Regions from separate parts of the Homo sapiens genome. Here regions 2, 3 and 4 are each linked to region 1. Evidence: chromatin contacts called from ENCODE Hi-C or POLR2A ChIA-PET data. All regions are on one chromosome and are shown on one strand. Each heading gives the region's core, a stretch centred on a gene start or an enhancer-like site at or near the end of the contact. The rest is flanking DNA. Distances are from core to core; before and after follow the strand shown. Region 1 holds the start of DIDO1 (death inducer-obliterator 1). Region 2 holds the start of UCKL1 (uridine-cytidine kinase 1 like 1). Region 3 holds the start of PRPF6 (pre-mRNA processing factor 6). Region 4 holds the start of RGS19 (regulator of G protein signaling 19).

Region 1 (3,489 bases), core at 321-2,820:
TTGCTGAAACAAGTCTACAAGAACAGACATCTCCTCCCCATGTACACAGCAAGTAGGAAAACAAGTGTGCATTAAGCAGGGAGTTTCACAACAGGGCTGTGTCTGTCTTCCTGGGTGACACTTCTGAGATGTCTATGCCGTATTTAAAATAGTGAAATAGTCACAGACACACATACACTAACAGCAACCCAAAGGGCCACTAAAGAGCCCTAGGCTCCAGGTAAACGAGTTGGCAACACCTGATTTAAAGGAAGGAGCTGGAATAATCTCTCAAGTTCCCCAGTGAACTTGTCTCCAGGACTGGGACAGGGGCCACCTTGGTCACTGCTGTATCCCTCGTGCTAACAGTAAGCAATGAATGCTCATTTAAAAAAAGACTGTATTTACTCCTTAAAAGGCACTGCTAAGGACCTTTCTCAGAACTGTATTTCAACCAAGTCATATGTGGCCCTACGGAAACCATGGAACACGGGGTATATAGCAAAGTTATGTGAATATACCGAAAAGACGTTCCCATCTGCCTTTCCCTCCTCTAAGTCCCTGAGTACACTAGGCTCAAATCTCATTCCATCAGCAGACAGATGACACGGATATCGAAGGCCCAGGCACAAGTTAAAGAGTATTTTCAATAACTGGTAACGCAGTAAGCTACTGCTACCTGTGGCCCAAACTCTAAACTTATATATTAAAGTCCTTTATTTAGAGCAGAAAAGCCGGCCTTGACCTCCACTGTCTCAGAACCGCGAGAAGGAGCCCCGGACGCCGCAGCGGAGGCAGCACGAGCACCCCTCCCGCCGAGCGCAAGAGCGGGCCCTTTCGGCTTCCGGGGTCACTGGAAGGCAAAATGTGTCACAAATACGGCCAGTACAAACCAACGCAACAAACTATTCCACAAAAAAACTGAAAACCAGCGCGGGGAGGTAAGGACACACTCTTCAGAAAAGCGAATCCGGGCTCTTCGCGCTTCCTGCAGCGCCAGCCGCCCCTGCAGTGCCGGAATCCCCCGAAGGCACGCCAGAAGCTAAGCCGGCCACCCCGACCGCACCCAAGGCCCGGGAGGAAGCGCCGAGGTCCCCGAGAATGCCTAGGGAAACCAGCTGCGCTTACAAGCCAGCTACGCAGCCCCCGAGCCCCGGGCCGCACTCGCCCAGGCCAGCCCTGCGCTCTTCCCCGCGAGCGGCCGCCCCGACTCCCACCCTCGGAACCGTTCCAGCCGCGACCACCGAGTGCTCGCCAGTCCCCTCGACCTCACGCAGCCCACCAGGGCCGGCGTCTGAGGCCCGCGCCCCAGGCCGCGGCGGCTCTGACCGGCCCCGCCCGCTCGCCCGCCCGCCCGCCCGCTCCTTCCCTTCCGCGGCCGCCATCTTCTCGGCGGGAGCGGCCTGTGCGGGATCCGCGGCTCTCGCCAGCCGGGCTCCGATGCCGGCCCCGCCCCGCTCCCGAGGGCGGCCCAAGCGGCGGCCGGCTCTTCTACCCGGCGCCCGGGACGCCACTTACCGCAGGCCGCAGGCCTCTAGGGTCTCGCAGCCATTTCCCCGAACGCCGCGGAGTGGGCGGACGGCCACCGAGATGGCGCGGGGCTAGAGCGGCGCCCCCGCGCGGCGGGCGGAGGACGAGACCGGCCACCGAGACGCTGCGGGGCTAGAGCGGAGCCCGGGCTGCGAAGCCCGGCCCCGGACTGCGCGCATGCGCCCGTCTTTCATACCTGCACTCCGGACGCGCCCTTCGGGTCTGCACTGACAATGACTTGCTTGCATCCTTTGTGGACACCTTATTTCCCCGACTCCAAGAGTGAAAGCTGGGGCAGTGCCCTTGCGGGGATCCCTCGGAACAGCCCGGGCAGGGCGCAGGCGGAACGTGGATGCTAGCCCCGAGGGACTGCACTCCGCCAGGATTTCGCTCTTAAGACCGATAAACCCTTCAAGTCGGTGGGGATAGAAAGCTCCTGGGCTAAATTTGTAAGAGGTGTAGGGGGGCGGGGACAGGGGATAAAAGAAGAAAAGGCCCAGGTTTTCTCTTCCAGATTGTGTTTCTCAAAACGCAGGCCCCTGACGGCCTCGGCTGGGAATGGCAGCGAGGGGCGAGGTCCAGGTGTGGGCGGGGTTTCTCTCCAACTTGAAGACCCTACCTGCTGCCTCCCCACCCCAAGCTCGGCTCCAGAAACCAGGAGCGTGGGGGTGGGGGGGAGAGAAAGGAGCACAGCGAGGAAGGGAGGCGGGCACGCTGGACCTCTAGGCCCCAGGGACCTTGGCGGTGTGGTCCCAAAGCTCTGCCTCCTCCCACCATGTCAATCCTACACTCAGAACTACTGACCAGTAGCTAGAACTCAAAGAACGCATGGACATGTTTGCCCACAGGGGTTGGAGGGAAAGATTAGACACTTACTATCAAGAGAGGGGAAAGTGAGGTATGGTAGATGTCAACCTTCCATGTGGATTTTCTTCAGTTCGCTCAATAGTAACTAGAGTGACACTCTATCACCTGTCTGTCCCCAGATACTGCAGGAAAGAGACTGGGAGGGGGCAGGAGGGGCAGCTGTTGCCTCGAGGCACCATGGGCACTGGCCACTTGCTCCGAGGGCAGGGACCTGGGGGGGGTGGAGGTGGCCCCATTACTTGTTTCTGCTTCTGTGAACAGTGATACGCTACCTGGAAGCATGGACCATCTAGCCTTTGGCGTTGGCCCTGGCCAAGAGTAAAAGGGGCCCAGAGTGCCGTAAAGCTGCCCCTAATACAGAGGCTTCTGCGATGCTTCCATGGATGAACCAGGGGCTTTGAGGCAGGTGTGCTTTTTAATAATACCGCTGAAGATTACAGGGTCTGCTAGTTTCTGAGGCAGACTTAGTTTTCTTCAAAGGAATACAACGCAGCTTGTTTTTGCTGGTGTGGCCCATTAGGACCACATTAATAGAATCTGGCAGGGATGGGCTTGACAGTCTTCCATCTTGAGTGTGATCTCAGGTTGCAAAGAGGGCTTTTTGCTCTCAGACATGGGGTAGTGGGAAGCTTAGAAGACAGACGGGGTTGAGACCACCTTTAACAAGCAGTGAGATCTTGGGCAAGCTCTCTGTTAAAGGAGGGCTCACATGCTGAGGCCCAGGTGAAGACCACATGAGGCCTCCCTACAAGAGGCTCTCTCTAAATCCAACTGGTATGGGGGAACCTCAGCCCAGTCTCTTTAGCTGAGGATCTTTAAACCAGCCACAATTTGTTTCTGCAAGACGGTGAGATTTTTAAGAGATTTTAACTCTTGGGTACAGTTTCACGCTGGGCACTCAGGAGAGATAGATGGAAAGGCACTAAGGGAATAGAAAGAGTGGACAAGGCGGCTCAGGGACAAGAGAACCAAGAGGAAGAAAAAGGCAGGAAAACATGAGGAAAGGGAACCCTCACTCAGCTCACCGCAGTGCTCAGCGATACGCAGAATGCCTTCCTTCCTGCAAGTCCAGAGGATACTGGAACCTGCCTCTCGTTCTCATCTCCCCCGCCC
Region 2 (3,811 bases), core at 397-2,896, 1.0 Mb after region 1:
CCAAAGAAAGATAACAACAGTCTCTGCCTCGTGGGACACAGCGAGGGCCACCGTGCCCAGCCCACCGTCTGTGCACAGGGCAGGCCCAGATGGCTGCTGCCACCAACCTGTGTCATCCAGGAGTGCCTTTCTCAAGAGCTCTCAGTGCTTATCTAGCGTTGGCCTGCCCCACCTCGGGTTAAATCAAAACCTCTTTGGTGGCTGGGCGCGGTGGCTCACGCCTGTAATCCCACGGAGGCCGAGGCGGGCAGATCACCTGAGGTCAGGAGTTGGAGACCAGCCTGGACAACCTGACAAAATACCTCTCTACTAAAAATACAAAAAAAAATTAGCCGGGCGTGGTGGCGCACACCTGTAATTCCAGCTACTCGGGAGGCTGAGGCAGGAGAATTGCTTGAACTGAGCTCGGGAAAGGGAGGTTGCAGTGAGCCGAGATCGAGCCACTGCACTCCAGCCTGGGCGACAGAGTGAGACTCCATCTCAAAACAAAAAAACAACGCCTCTTTGGAACCAGCAGAGGAACAGACTCAGGCCCTATTAGACTCCAGCCATGCAAAGTTCCTAGTCACTGCCCACTGGGAGGGTGTGGACCTGAAGGGACGCAGGGCCAGGGGAAAGCTCTTTCTGCTCAGCAGCTCCTGGAGAGGAGCGACCCTGTGCCGGGACACCCTTCCCCCTGCGGCATCCAGCGCAGCCCATCTCTGAGGGAGTCCTGGCTCACAGCGTTTCTGACAGGAGTCACAGCCTGAACCCAGGCAAGAGGCGCCTGAGTGGGAACAACCCCTTCCTGGGGACCCCGCGGGCTCCCCAAGGGACACTTCAGACCCGGAAGGGAGGGGCAGCGCCCAGAGCGCCCTCTTGCAGCCCCGGGCACTGCGTGGCCACCGCCCCCTGACGGCCACGGCCCCAAAGGCGCCGCGCAGGGCCCGGCTCCCAGAGGGGCCACTCGGGGTGACGAACCGGGGTGGGGGCGGGTTCCTCCCGCTGCACCCCCACAACTTCCCCACTTCATGCTCTTGCAAAGCCCCCGCAGAGGCTCGAAGGTGCCACGCGCGTGCGAGGCAATCCGAAGGCACCGTGCGCCGCAGCACCTCCAAATCCTAAGCCCTGGCCTCGCGGGTCGGGCAGGGCCACACCCCGAGCCGACAACATAGACCAACTCGCACAGTCGAGCAGGCACACAGCCCGCCGGGCGCTCGAGGCCGAGGGCCCCACCCACCGGGGGCAGAGACCAAGGTCAACGCTGGGGGTGCGCACCCGGACTCCTTCCCCGAGCCCCGAGGAGCCTGCCGGCTTGGGCCAGGTCCGTCCTCCCGGCCGCTTCAAGCCCGCGGGGTTCCACCCGGCACGTGGGAGAACGGGGCGCCGCCGCCTGGCCTCCGGGAGTGGGGGACTTGGGCTCGCGGCGGGGACGGACCACCCGCCCAGCTCGGCCGGATCTGCAGCCCCTTCCCGCTCGCCAGTGGAGTGGAGGCGAGGCCCACGCCTACCGGTCCTCGCACGCGGTCTCGCTTTTCTCAGCCTGCCGGCCTGGTGTGTCTCGGGCCGTAGGTGGCGACGTGGGCGAAGGATCAGCGTCCGCGCGGGCCGGGGGCGCAGCCATGGCGCTCGGAGGCCTCTTTGCGGGCCTGGCCGGGCGGCGCGCATGGGCCGCCGGGAGCTGGCGGGTCCCTCTCTTGCCCACCGCGGACTACAAGCCCCACAAGGCCGCGCGTCGCGGACTACAAGCCCCACAAGGCCGCGCGTCGCGGACTACAAGCCCCACAAGGCCGCGCGTCGCGGACTACAAGCCCCACAAGGCCGCGCGTCGCGGACTACAAGCCCCACAAGGCCGCGCGGCGGGCATGGGGGACCCGTAGTTCGGCAGCCTCCGCCACGTGCCTGGAGGGCCCCGCCCCCTGTTTTTCACCACAAACTGAGCCGCACAAAAACCCTGGAAAAAAATCAATAAACATTTATTTGATACAGTCATTTTAATACATACAGTGATGGCCCGTCCCCACGCCACTCGGGACCAGGGCGCGGGGCGGGGACGAGGACCGGGGACAGATGGTCACAAGGCGGGCGGGGCCCGAACTCACCGTTGAAACATCTCGCAAATAAACACTTTGTAGATAGAATATATATGTATATATATATGGTTACAAGTGATAGCTGGAACCTCTTTCAAAATGCACTTATGTACTGAGAACTGGCATTAAAAAACCCAAACCAAGAAACCCAAAGCACGGGACGCCCGGCCGCGAGGCAGGGGAAAGCCTGGGGCCCCAGACCCGGGCCTGGGGGAGCCGCCTGGGGCCCCGCCAAACGCGGCACACGGGGACGGCCCCTCCCGGGGTCAGGCTCACTGGCTCCTTCCCTTCAGCGCCACCAGGCAGGAGGGCCAACGGTCACACAGGAGGCACCCTCACCTGCCTTTGCACCAGCAAATAAAGTGCATCCCATTTTCGTGTGAGCGTCGGCCCGGTGAGTCAGCCCTTCCGGGCCCTTTCCTGTTCTCAGGGCAGGGGGCGTGCGCTGAGCCAGAGGTAGATCTGCAGAAAGGGCCCCGACTGGGCCTCGGGCAGGGCCGGCGCCCACCACACTCTGGGGGTCAGCTATGCTGGTCCCTCTCACTGAGGGCTCCTGGAGGCCTATGTGGGCCAGCGTAGGGAGTGGGCAGACCCTGCTGAGCTCCACCCAGGGCCCCACCCCTTGGGAGGAGGGCTCTGCGGACCAGCATGTGGCAGAGGGAGGGCAGAAAGGAGGGGGTCAGACCCAACAGCCACTTCTGGCAGTAGCCCCCACGCCTACCTTAAAGACAAAGGGGGTTAAAGTGCTAAACATCAAGGTATCCAGGACTCCTCTTCCCACACCAGGGATTATCTGTGGGCTTTGGGAGTGTCCCGGAAACTCACCCCCAGCAAAAACCAGACCCTCTTCTCTTCTCCCCAAGGGCCAAGTACCTGAGAGGCTGGGGCAGGCACCACACCCTGCAGGTGTTCAGGTCCACCCTCCTCCCGCCATTGGTGGCAAGGACAAAGTGCACCTAGGCCCCCGCCCAGTGCCTGCTCCCCTCCCCTCCCCTCCCCTCCCCTCATGAGGCTGCCCCAGCAGCAGCTGCCAGACCCCACCCTCCACCTCCGGCTCCTCCAGCTCCACCAGTGAAGCTCTGGGACACAGGAAGGAATGCCTCCCCCGACCCTCTGACGCTGGGTCACGCCCATCTCTGCCCCAGCCTCCATCCTCTCATCAGGCCGAGGTGTGCGTGGGTGGGGGGAGTCCGGGTCTCCACACCCACTCCCTGGCACATCTGGCAAGGGCTGCTGAGGGTTGGAGCCTTCTGGCCCAAGGATGAAGCCAGAGACAGGAAGTGTTCTGCAACCCCAGTCCCCAAAGTGCTCCTGGAACTTGTCTCCCTACTACTGCAGGCCAAGCCCAGTGGGGCCCCTTCTCCCTGGGGAATGGGGGAGGGTGGGTGCTGGGGGCAGAGGCAGTGCCCAGTCAGTACTGCCTCCCTGAGCAGCAAGGGACCCCAACCCCAGAGACCCACGCCCTGGTCCAGCCCAGCCCCCAGGCCCACCGTCTGCACCAGGAAACCCTTAGCACCAAATGTCGGATTGCGAGTGTTTGTATAAAAAACAATTTAAAAAAAAGGTTGTTACTTGTCACAGCAACAAGACTGGCATCCACTACACCCAGGAGACACACGCACACGGGCAAACATCAAAATTCTCATCGTCCAGGGTCAGTGGGGCCGAGCCCTCAGCCCACTCCCACCCACCCTGGAAAATGGCCTCCCTCCAAACCTACCCCCTCTGAGCCTCATCCT
Region 3 (3,554 bases), core at 961-3,460, 1.1 Mb after region 1:
ATTTCCTGCCTGCACTCCCGGAGGGAGTTCCGTCCGTCCCGCGGTCTGTCGGTCCGGTCCCTCCCGCCCCAACGTCAGGATTCCAGAAGGAAATGGGGCGGGGGCACCGAGGCGGGATGTGACCTCGGCCCCCTTTCGGCCCCACTGCAAAAGCGGGGGAGGGTTTTCCCCGTGCGCAGGAAAAGGTGACCCGAGCGTAGTGCCAGCCTGGACACAGGCGCCCCGGCTTGACACCCCCTCACCCCAAGCCAAGGGCGCGCTGACCCCCAAGGCCTGAGGCTGGCTGCCCCCTAAAGCAGGACAAAGGCTACGGGACCCCGTTGAGCCGAGACATCCGCCGAATACCCCCAGCCACCGCCGCTCGAAGCCCGCCGGGTCCCGCCCCGCCCCCGTGCCTCTGGGTCCCTGAGACCCCCGCCCGAGAAATCCCCGCTCCCCAATCCAGCCCCGCTCACCGTCCACATCCCGGCGCTCCCCGAAGCCCGCGCGCACGGCCCCGGCGCGGCCACGCGGGGGGCTCAGCTTGGACCTCAGCTCGGTGAACATGGGGCCCGCGGGTGCCAGGCCCGCGCACACGCCCCTCGCCGAGTGCAGGGCGGCCGGTGTGGCCGGCGGGGAACGCGCGCCGCCGCCCCGCCCCGCCCCAGCCGGCCCCGCGCCCGAGCCGGTCCCCGCGGCCCGCGAGTGTGCGCGACGAGGCACCTGCCGCCGAGCCCTGTGTGCCGGGCGCGCTCCGGGAGCTCCGAGGTGTGTCGGCGGCGCGCGGGCCTGCGTGCACCAAGGCTGTCCGCCAGGGCGAGGGGCGTCCGTGCGCCCCTGGGCACGGCTCCGCGGAGGAGAGTCCCCGTGAACCTGCCGGGCGTCCTCTGAGGTCGGGCCCCTCTGTGCGTGGGGGTGGGCTGAGGGGCATCTCACAGGGGTCTTCTACCTACCGGGGCCAGGACAAGGGGCAGGTCAACGCCTCCCACACACTTTCCTCGGTCTCCTACGTCTTTACTCGCCTTCAAATAGGCACCCGCTTCCCCGGAGAAACCAGCTTGACTCTTGCTTACCGCCCACCCCACTGTGAACATCAGGGTGGTTCTCCCTTCCCTCTGCAGCCCCAGAACCTGGCTCAGTGCCCGGGGGAGAGGGGGCGGTACAGTGCTCTGTAACTGAAAGGGGCTTGGCTTGCCTGGAGATGGGGCAGAGGGGAACTCCAAGGAGGCTGTAGCAGGCCGGAGCGGTGTGTTTGCTCCAGGACTCCAGTGAGAAGTGCTGAGATGGGGCTGGGCTAGGGAACTGTGGTTGCCTGGTGCAGCAGCAGGCCAGGCTTGCAACCAGCTATTCGGCTTGCTCTGCCCAGGAGCCTGGGTGCTCTCCCTGGGTGTATGTAGGGGCTCTGGAGGATGTCTTACAGCAGGAGGACCAGAGATGCACACAGACATGTAGAAATGCATGCACAGAGTACAGTCATGCACTTGCACCCAAAACACGAGCACACGTGACCTCTGTGCACACACCCCACTAATCACACACACAGAATTCACCCACATGCTTGACAGCCATGTTCATGTACTGACGTGTTCCCGACAGCTCAGCTGCGGTTATTTATTTCGTCAATTAGCTCTCCAGGAGCTAAGGATGTGGCCCTCACCAGAATGTCCAAGGCATGTTGGCGGGCGTGGGTGGGGTCTCTAGTCCCACTGGAGGGACAGATGCCTGAATGGGGGTTCAAGAATATGAGTGCTAAAAGCGTAGGGCAGCAGTGTGCGCACAGGACGCACACAGACAGGTGTGCCCATAACCAGTACACACAAGCTCTACACAACTGGACAGGGTACAGCTCTGCTCGGACAGGGCGCACCAGGGGCGAGGGCGGGCAGCTGGGCTGGTTCAGAGGGAGGGGGCCATGGGTTCAGAGGGAGGGGACCATGGGTCCCACTCTCACAGACAGGTCTCCGGACTGCATCAGAGCACTCGGGAAGCAGCAATGCCCCAGGCTGTTTTTAGCCCCCAGGGGCCAGTTAGGGTCCCAGTGCAAGCTCGACCTAGCTTCTTCCGCCTCTCCACGAGGAGGCGCTCCCGCGCACGCGCCTACCACGTTCCTGCCCCCTAGCCGCGGCCGGAAGTCGTCGAACCAGGACGTCGGGACTTCCGCCCAGGGAATCAAAAGTGGGCGGGGCGTGTGCGGACTGAGCGCTCTGCTTCCGGGGCGCGGGTGACGCGACGACGGCGACACTTTGCTACGGAGTGCATCGGACGTCGAAGCCTAGAGTCTCTGCGTCTTTCCCTCTTCCGCTGCCTCATTCCTTTCCTTCCTAGCCTTGGTCGTCGCCGCCACCATGAACAAGAAGAAGAAACCGTTCCTAGGGATGCCCGCGCCCCTCGGCTACGTGCCGGGGCTGGGCCGGGGGTGAGGCCTGGGGCGGCGCGCGAGGGGCGGGGACCCGGCTACAGGAGCGCAGTGCTTTGGGGCGTGTTTGGGGGCGGGGGTCTATGGCCGCGCAGTCTGAAAGACGCTTGGTGGATCGGCTTAATCCCTGCAGGAAGCAACGGGCTTTGGGGTCAGGACATACCTGTGTGTGCACCCTGCTTGCCGCCTAGATGTGACACATTGACTCTCAGCCCAGTGTTTTGGTCTGTAAGATGGGTAATGCTGTATACGGTCTGCAGTGAGGAGTAGAGGAATCTGACGTGTAGTGGAAACACGCGACCACCTTCCTCAGGTCGGGCTGACACTCCCCCCCCCCGCCCGCCCGCCCGCCCCGCCTTAAGCGTGCCTGGGTCCTCTATGCCTGCAACACAGATGACCACCGTGCGTTGCTGGATAAGTGAGCAGTCGTTATTATCCTATTTGGCTATTCATTTGATGAGGAACACTACTGGGTTTTTCTTGGTGGTGGTATTATATTGGAATCTGTGGGGCACACACAAGCTCACTAAGGAGGGTTTGCTATTACCATAAATAAGTACGTAAAGAGGACCAGATTTAGAACCCAGTGCTTAATGGAGAGTAGCATTGGAGCCAAGTTTAGTAAGAGAGCTGGACTTAGGGCTGTAGAAACGGTGACGATAGAAGAGAAACTGACATTCTGCGTGTGGGAGTTCAAAAAAAGTGAGGCAAGGAGGAAGCCCAGGGAACAGGAGGGAGTCCAGTGTGAGTGGAATGTACAGCGAATAGAATAGAGCTCAGGAGGTTGGAGGGGCCTTGAGCGTCAGGCTAGAGCTCCTGGAGACGTTAGAAAGATCATGACCCTTCAGAATTATTATTATTATTATTATTTTTTGAGACAAAGTCTTGTTCTGTCGCCCAAGCTGGAGTGCAATGGTGCGATCTCAGCTCCCTGCAATCTCTGCCCCCCGGGTTCAAGCAGTTCTCTGCCTCAGCCTCCTGAGTAGCTGGGATTATAGGTGCCCGCTACCACGCCCGGCTAATTTTTGTATTTTTAGTAGAGACAGGGTTTCACCATGTTGGCCAGGGGGGTCTTGAACTCCTGACCTCATGATCCACCCGCCTCCGTCTCCCAAAGTGCTGGGATTACAGGCGTGAGCCACCACGCCCGGCCCAGAAT
Region 4 (3,732 bases), core at 286-2,785, 1.2 Mb after region 1:
GCCACCCTCCCTGGCCAGGAAGCTCACAACTTGATTCTACTTTATTTTCTCAATCTTCATCCCCCCGCCACGCCTCCCCTAGCTCGTGGCCTTTGAATGCTTGTTTCTGGCTGGTTGGCTTCTCTTGGCCTCCTGGGACGGTGTGTGAATGGCCCTCAGAAGAGACAGTGCTGGAGTTCTGCACTCTTAGGGCCCCCAATACCCCCGAGGCCTGGGCATGCAGAGGCCACTGCCCTGGCCCAAGTCTGGGGCAGGTGCAGCATCCCCTGGGACCTTGGCCCCTCACCACCGGCCCAGTTTCCTCTGAGACTGGGGGTCCCACGGGCTCCTAGCAAGTAGATGAGGAGACCGAAAGTAGCCCTGCAGCTGGGCTTTCTTTCAGGGGTCAAGTTTCTAGGGAAAGGAAGGGGCGTGGCAACCTGAGGTTTGGTAGCTGTACCCAGACGGGGCTGTCTGTGGCTTCCCCAGGCAGCAGTTCTTCCTCCTCTCTGTCCCCACCCAGGGTCCTCCCCCACACTCTAGCACCCCTGAGACTGTCCCCCTGGGCTACCATCTCCACCCCAGCTCTGAACTGGAGGAGGGGACGTGTTTAGGGGTGCAGGGCCGGGGTGCTAGGGGCTGCATTTGCTGCAGAGCAGGGAGCCAGCCCCTTCTTTCCCAGTTGCAGGCCCTGGACCTGGTCACCTGTCCCTGGACCTGGCTTCCTGTACCCTTCTCAGGTCAACTGGGGCAACCCATGTCCCCAGGCTACCCTCCCCCCGTCTCTCCTGGGGGATACAGAGTCTCAACTAGGGTCCTCCTGCTTGTCAACCTGGCATTGGGGACCCCCTTCCCCAGCCTCCCAGGCTTTGGCCCCCAAGTCTGGGATGGGATAGGCTGGATAGGCGGCACGTCTGCTCTCTGGGGATAGAGGATCCCTTGGGAGTGGCTGCCGCTTTGCTCCACAGAAGGAAAAAGAACGTCCCAGAGCCTGCCCAGTCCAAAAAAAGAATAAGAAAATGTGACAATCCCAGAAAAAAATGTCATAACCTTTGGGAGGGGGGTTGAAGAGGGGCTCCATTCTCAGTCCTTAGCTCCTACCCAGGGCCTTTCCCATCTGCCACCCTCCACATCTGGCTGGTGGGCGAGCCCTGGCCTGGCCCCTCCAGGGAAGGCCAGCTCTCCCCACCTCTGAAATGGTGGTGGTGGCCCACCCACCACGCTCCTCTCTCTGCTGTTAGGGTCCAGTCTGGAGAAGCCTGTGTTCTCCTCCAGGTGCCTCTTTCTTCAGCCTCTGACGCCCCCACCCCTACCTCAAAGCTCCCTACTCACCAGCGACCCAAAGGCGGGGTGGGGGCAGGAGGGGCCAGGTTGGGTCTGGGCCCCACCCTGGCTGCCGAAGGGGCGTGCACTGCAGCAGCAGGGACTCAAGTCAGACGGCAGGAGGGACTCCTGCGGCGCTCTGGAGGGAGGCTAGCGCCAGGAGCCCCCGATCGGCTGGGGCCGGGGGCGCAGCGCCTCCCCTACAGCTCGAAGGGCTGAGTGGCTGCCAGATCCAGCGGGGTGGGGGCGGGGGCGGACAGGGTGTCCCGCCCCGGCCCCTCCTCACCGGGCTGAGAGGGGGAGGGAGACGCGGAAACCTGGGTTCTTCCGGCCCCCACCTTTGAGCAATCACTTCCCCAGGCTTTGAGCTCCAGAAAAAGGGGAACCCGGCTGCGGCGCCCCCTCCCCCACGCGCGGGGGGCGGGCTCCACTTCCACTGCGGCCCAGGGTCCACGTGGACCTGGCGGCGGGAGCCCTTGGGGTTCGAGTCCCGTGCGCCGGCTCCCGAAGCTCCCGCCCAGCACGGTCCCCGGGCCCGGGCCGGGAGGGGCAGGGCCGCTGTCCCCGGCGCTGCGCGCGCGCACTCACCAGCCGCGCTCCCGAGCCACTCGCGCCGCCGCCGGCCCGCGCGCTCCAAGGTCCGGCCCGACAGTCGGGGAGGGGGCGCGGGGGCGCAGTGCGCAGGCGCCTCGGCGGCACTTCCCCAAAGCCAGGGGCCGGGACTTCCTCGCGCCGGCGGTCGCCGGGCCCGCCCCGCCCGCCGCGCCCCGCCCCGCGCTCGGCCGGCTCCGCACCCCACCCGCCCCGCCCGCGCGTCGGCCCCCACAGTCGCCTGGGGGTGGCCCGGAGAGTCGAGGTGCTCATAGTGGAGCCCTGGCTCCCGGGCGGACGGAGCCGCACGGTAGTAGATGGGGGTGTGGCCGTGGCCCCCGACTCTGCTCGGCGGGGCCGTTCCTGCTTTGCCATCCGTGTGGGACTTCCACGACAGTGGAGGCACGAGAGCTGGGCCCCATATGCTGCTTGCCCAGCTTGGGAAAGAGGAGGCTGCTGCAAAGGACCGATCGGCGGGTACGCCAGCCCGGCCCACCCCTCGCCTCCGTGAGCCGCGTCTGTAAAACTGGGTTAAGAGCCGCCTGTCTGTGCTGTGGGGGGTTCCCAAGGAAGGGGGAGATTCCTGTGCTGCGGGGCTGGGGAGAACTGGGGGTGCGGGTTCTTGCATCCGGAGTCATGCCGAATGTCTCCTGTGGGGCCTGGCAGAGTCCCTGCTGACCCGTGTGTCCCAAGATGTCCTAAAGCTTAAGGCCACACTGTCCCCTTTGCCACGAACGCCCTGTCCCTTTGGCCGACTCTTCTCATCCTTTATGACTCGGTACAGACGTGGGTTAGGCTTCTCATCGCAGCATGCTTTGGCCCTGTGTCAGGGTGGCCCTGACCCTGCTCTGGAAGTGTCTGCAGAGCATCTGTGCCCCCCGCCCCTCCCCTGGCCCGGCTGTGTGCAGCTCCTGTCCTCCCCAGCACAAGCACTCCACCCGGATAGTTCCCAGTGTCGGGATCTGTTCATAAAATGCCTTCCAGTTGCACAGGTCAGGTGCACACCTTACACCTTCACAGAACTCTGAGGGGTGCAAAGGCAGCTGGAGATTCTACTTGTATTCCTCATTCAACGGACAAGTATCAGTATCTGGGTGCCCCTGTGGGCCAGGCAGTAGGACCAGAAGCCAGCAACATAGATCAGCCTGGATCTTATGCTGGGGGGCGCAGAGTGAGTTGTGGGGAGCAGGCAGGGAAGGCCTGGGTGAGAGGGGGGAGGGCTGAGGAGGGGAGGGTATTGCGCTGCTGAGCGGGGGCGGGGGCCCGAAGGGGGAGGTCAGAGGTCAGAGGGCCCTGGAGGACAGACAGGCTGCCTCTCGAAGCTGTACCCAGAACCCTGTGACTGCCATGTTGTCAGGCCAGGCAAGGAAAGGCAGGGGCCAGGAAGCCCACAGGGACAAGAGGCAGGCTGCTACTTATTCAGCCCACATAACACTCCTGAGCGGTGGGCACAGGTGAGGTCAGGGAAGCTCAACGAAGATGGGCCAGCACCTGGCCCAGGCCACACACAACCAGGCTGACCCCGCTGAGCCGGCCTGTTGTCTCTGCTGTGGGAAAATGCAGCTGTGGGCAGCTGGCAGGGGGTGAAGGTCAGTGCCCTCCCTGCCCCCTCGGGTCACTCTACAACCCCCCAGTCATTCCCCCGTCTCCTCTGGCCCCTTGGGCCTGCTCTCCACCGCCCTGGCTTCTGCCTCTCGGCACACAGCATCCTGAAGTCCATGGGTGGGGCCAGGTGAGCTGGGCAGTTGATGGCGGAGCTGGGATTTGAACCCAGGACCCTCTGCGCCCTGACAGCCCTCAATATATTGGGCTTTGGACCACATGCCTTCCTTCCCATAG

Evidence for each region. A loop is a pair of places that touch in the nucleus more often than their neighbours do. ChIA-PET counts read pairs that join two places held with the same protein, here RNA polymerase II (POLR2A). Pooled maps may share reads with other maps.
Region 2: a pooled map shows a loop between it and region 1 (13-fold over the local background). The contact joins the promoter of UCKL1 here to the promoter of DIDO1 in region 1. A Hi-C loop is called at or near these places in 1 of 168 maps with a recorded cell type or tissue (CD4-positive, alpha-beta T cell) and 12 of 50 pooled maps. POLR2A ChIA-PET finds 5 or more read pairs at or near these places in 1 of 52 experiments (MCF 10A).
Region 3: a loop to region 1 is called in a pooled map, with 4 times the contacts of the local background. The contact joins the promoter of PRPF6 here to the promoter of DIDO1 in region 1. A Hi-C loop is called at or near these places in 1 of 168 maps with a recorded cell type or tissue (Caco-2), 1 of 37 single-sample maps with no recorded cell type and 7 of 50 pooled maps. POLR2A ChIA-PET finds 5 or more read pairs at or near these places in 1 of 52 experiments (MCF 10A).
Region 4: a loop to region 1 is called in a pooled map, with 5 times the contacts of the local background. The contact joins the promoter of RGS19 here to the promoter of DIDO1 in region 1. A Hi-C loop is called at or near these places in 2 of 37 single-sample maps with no recorded cell type and 8 of 50 pooled maps.

Annotation. Positions count from the first base shown.
Region 1 is chr20:62,924,935-62,928,423 of GRCh38, forward strand. DIDO1 (death inducer-obliterator 1) reads right to left here and starts at 1,571. Exons shown (of 16, transcript NM_001193369.2): 1 at 1,505-1,571. RefSeq lists enhancers at 447-1,060, 669-718, 1,061-1,674, 2,557-3,405 and silencers at 1,159-1,248, 1,319-1,758.
Region 2 is chr20:63,954,770-63,958,580 of GRCh38, forward strand. UCKL1 (uridine-cytidine kinase 1 like 1) reads right to left here and starts at 1,647. Exons shown (of 15, transcript NM_017859.4): 1 at 1,491-1,647. The coding sequence starts at 1,603. It overlaps ZNF512B (zinc finger protein 512B), which reads right to left. Exons shown (of 17, transcript NM_020713.3): 17 at 1,935-3,811. UCKL1-AS1 (UCKL1 antisense RNA 1) reads left to right here. Exons shown (of 1, transcript NR_027287.2): 1 at 1-2,216. RefSeq lists silencers at 734-1,043, 1,094-1,143, 1,244-1,613, 2,204-2,413 and enhancers at 1,744-1,803, 1,833-2,720, 2,721-3,606.
Region 3 is chr20:63,978,922-63,982,475 of GRCh38, forward strand. PRPF6 (pre-mRNA processing factor 6) reads left to right here and starts at 2,211. Exons shown (of 21, transcript NM_012469.4): 1 at 2,211-2,395. The coding sequence starts at 2,325. SAMD10 (sterile alpha motif domain containing 10) reads right to left here and starts at 721. Exons shown (of 5, transcript NM_080621.5): 1 at 456-721. The coding sequence starts at 546. RefSeq lists enhancers at 1-169, 155-670, 1,266-1,325 and silencers at 516-835, 2,396-2,505.
Region 4 is chr20:64,077,983-64,081,714 of GRCh38, forward strand. It overlaps RGS19 (regulator of G protein signaling 19), which reads right to left and starts at 1,536. Exons shown (of 6, transcript NM_005873.3): 1 at 1,312-1,536. OPRL1 (opioid related nociceptin receptor 1) reads left to right here and starts at 2,100. Exons shown (of 5, transcript NM_182647.4): 1 at 2,100-2,370. RefSeq lists silencers at 1,438-2,117, 2,511-2,684.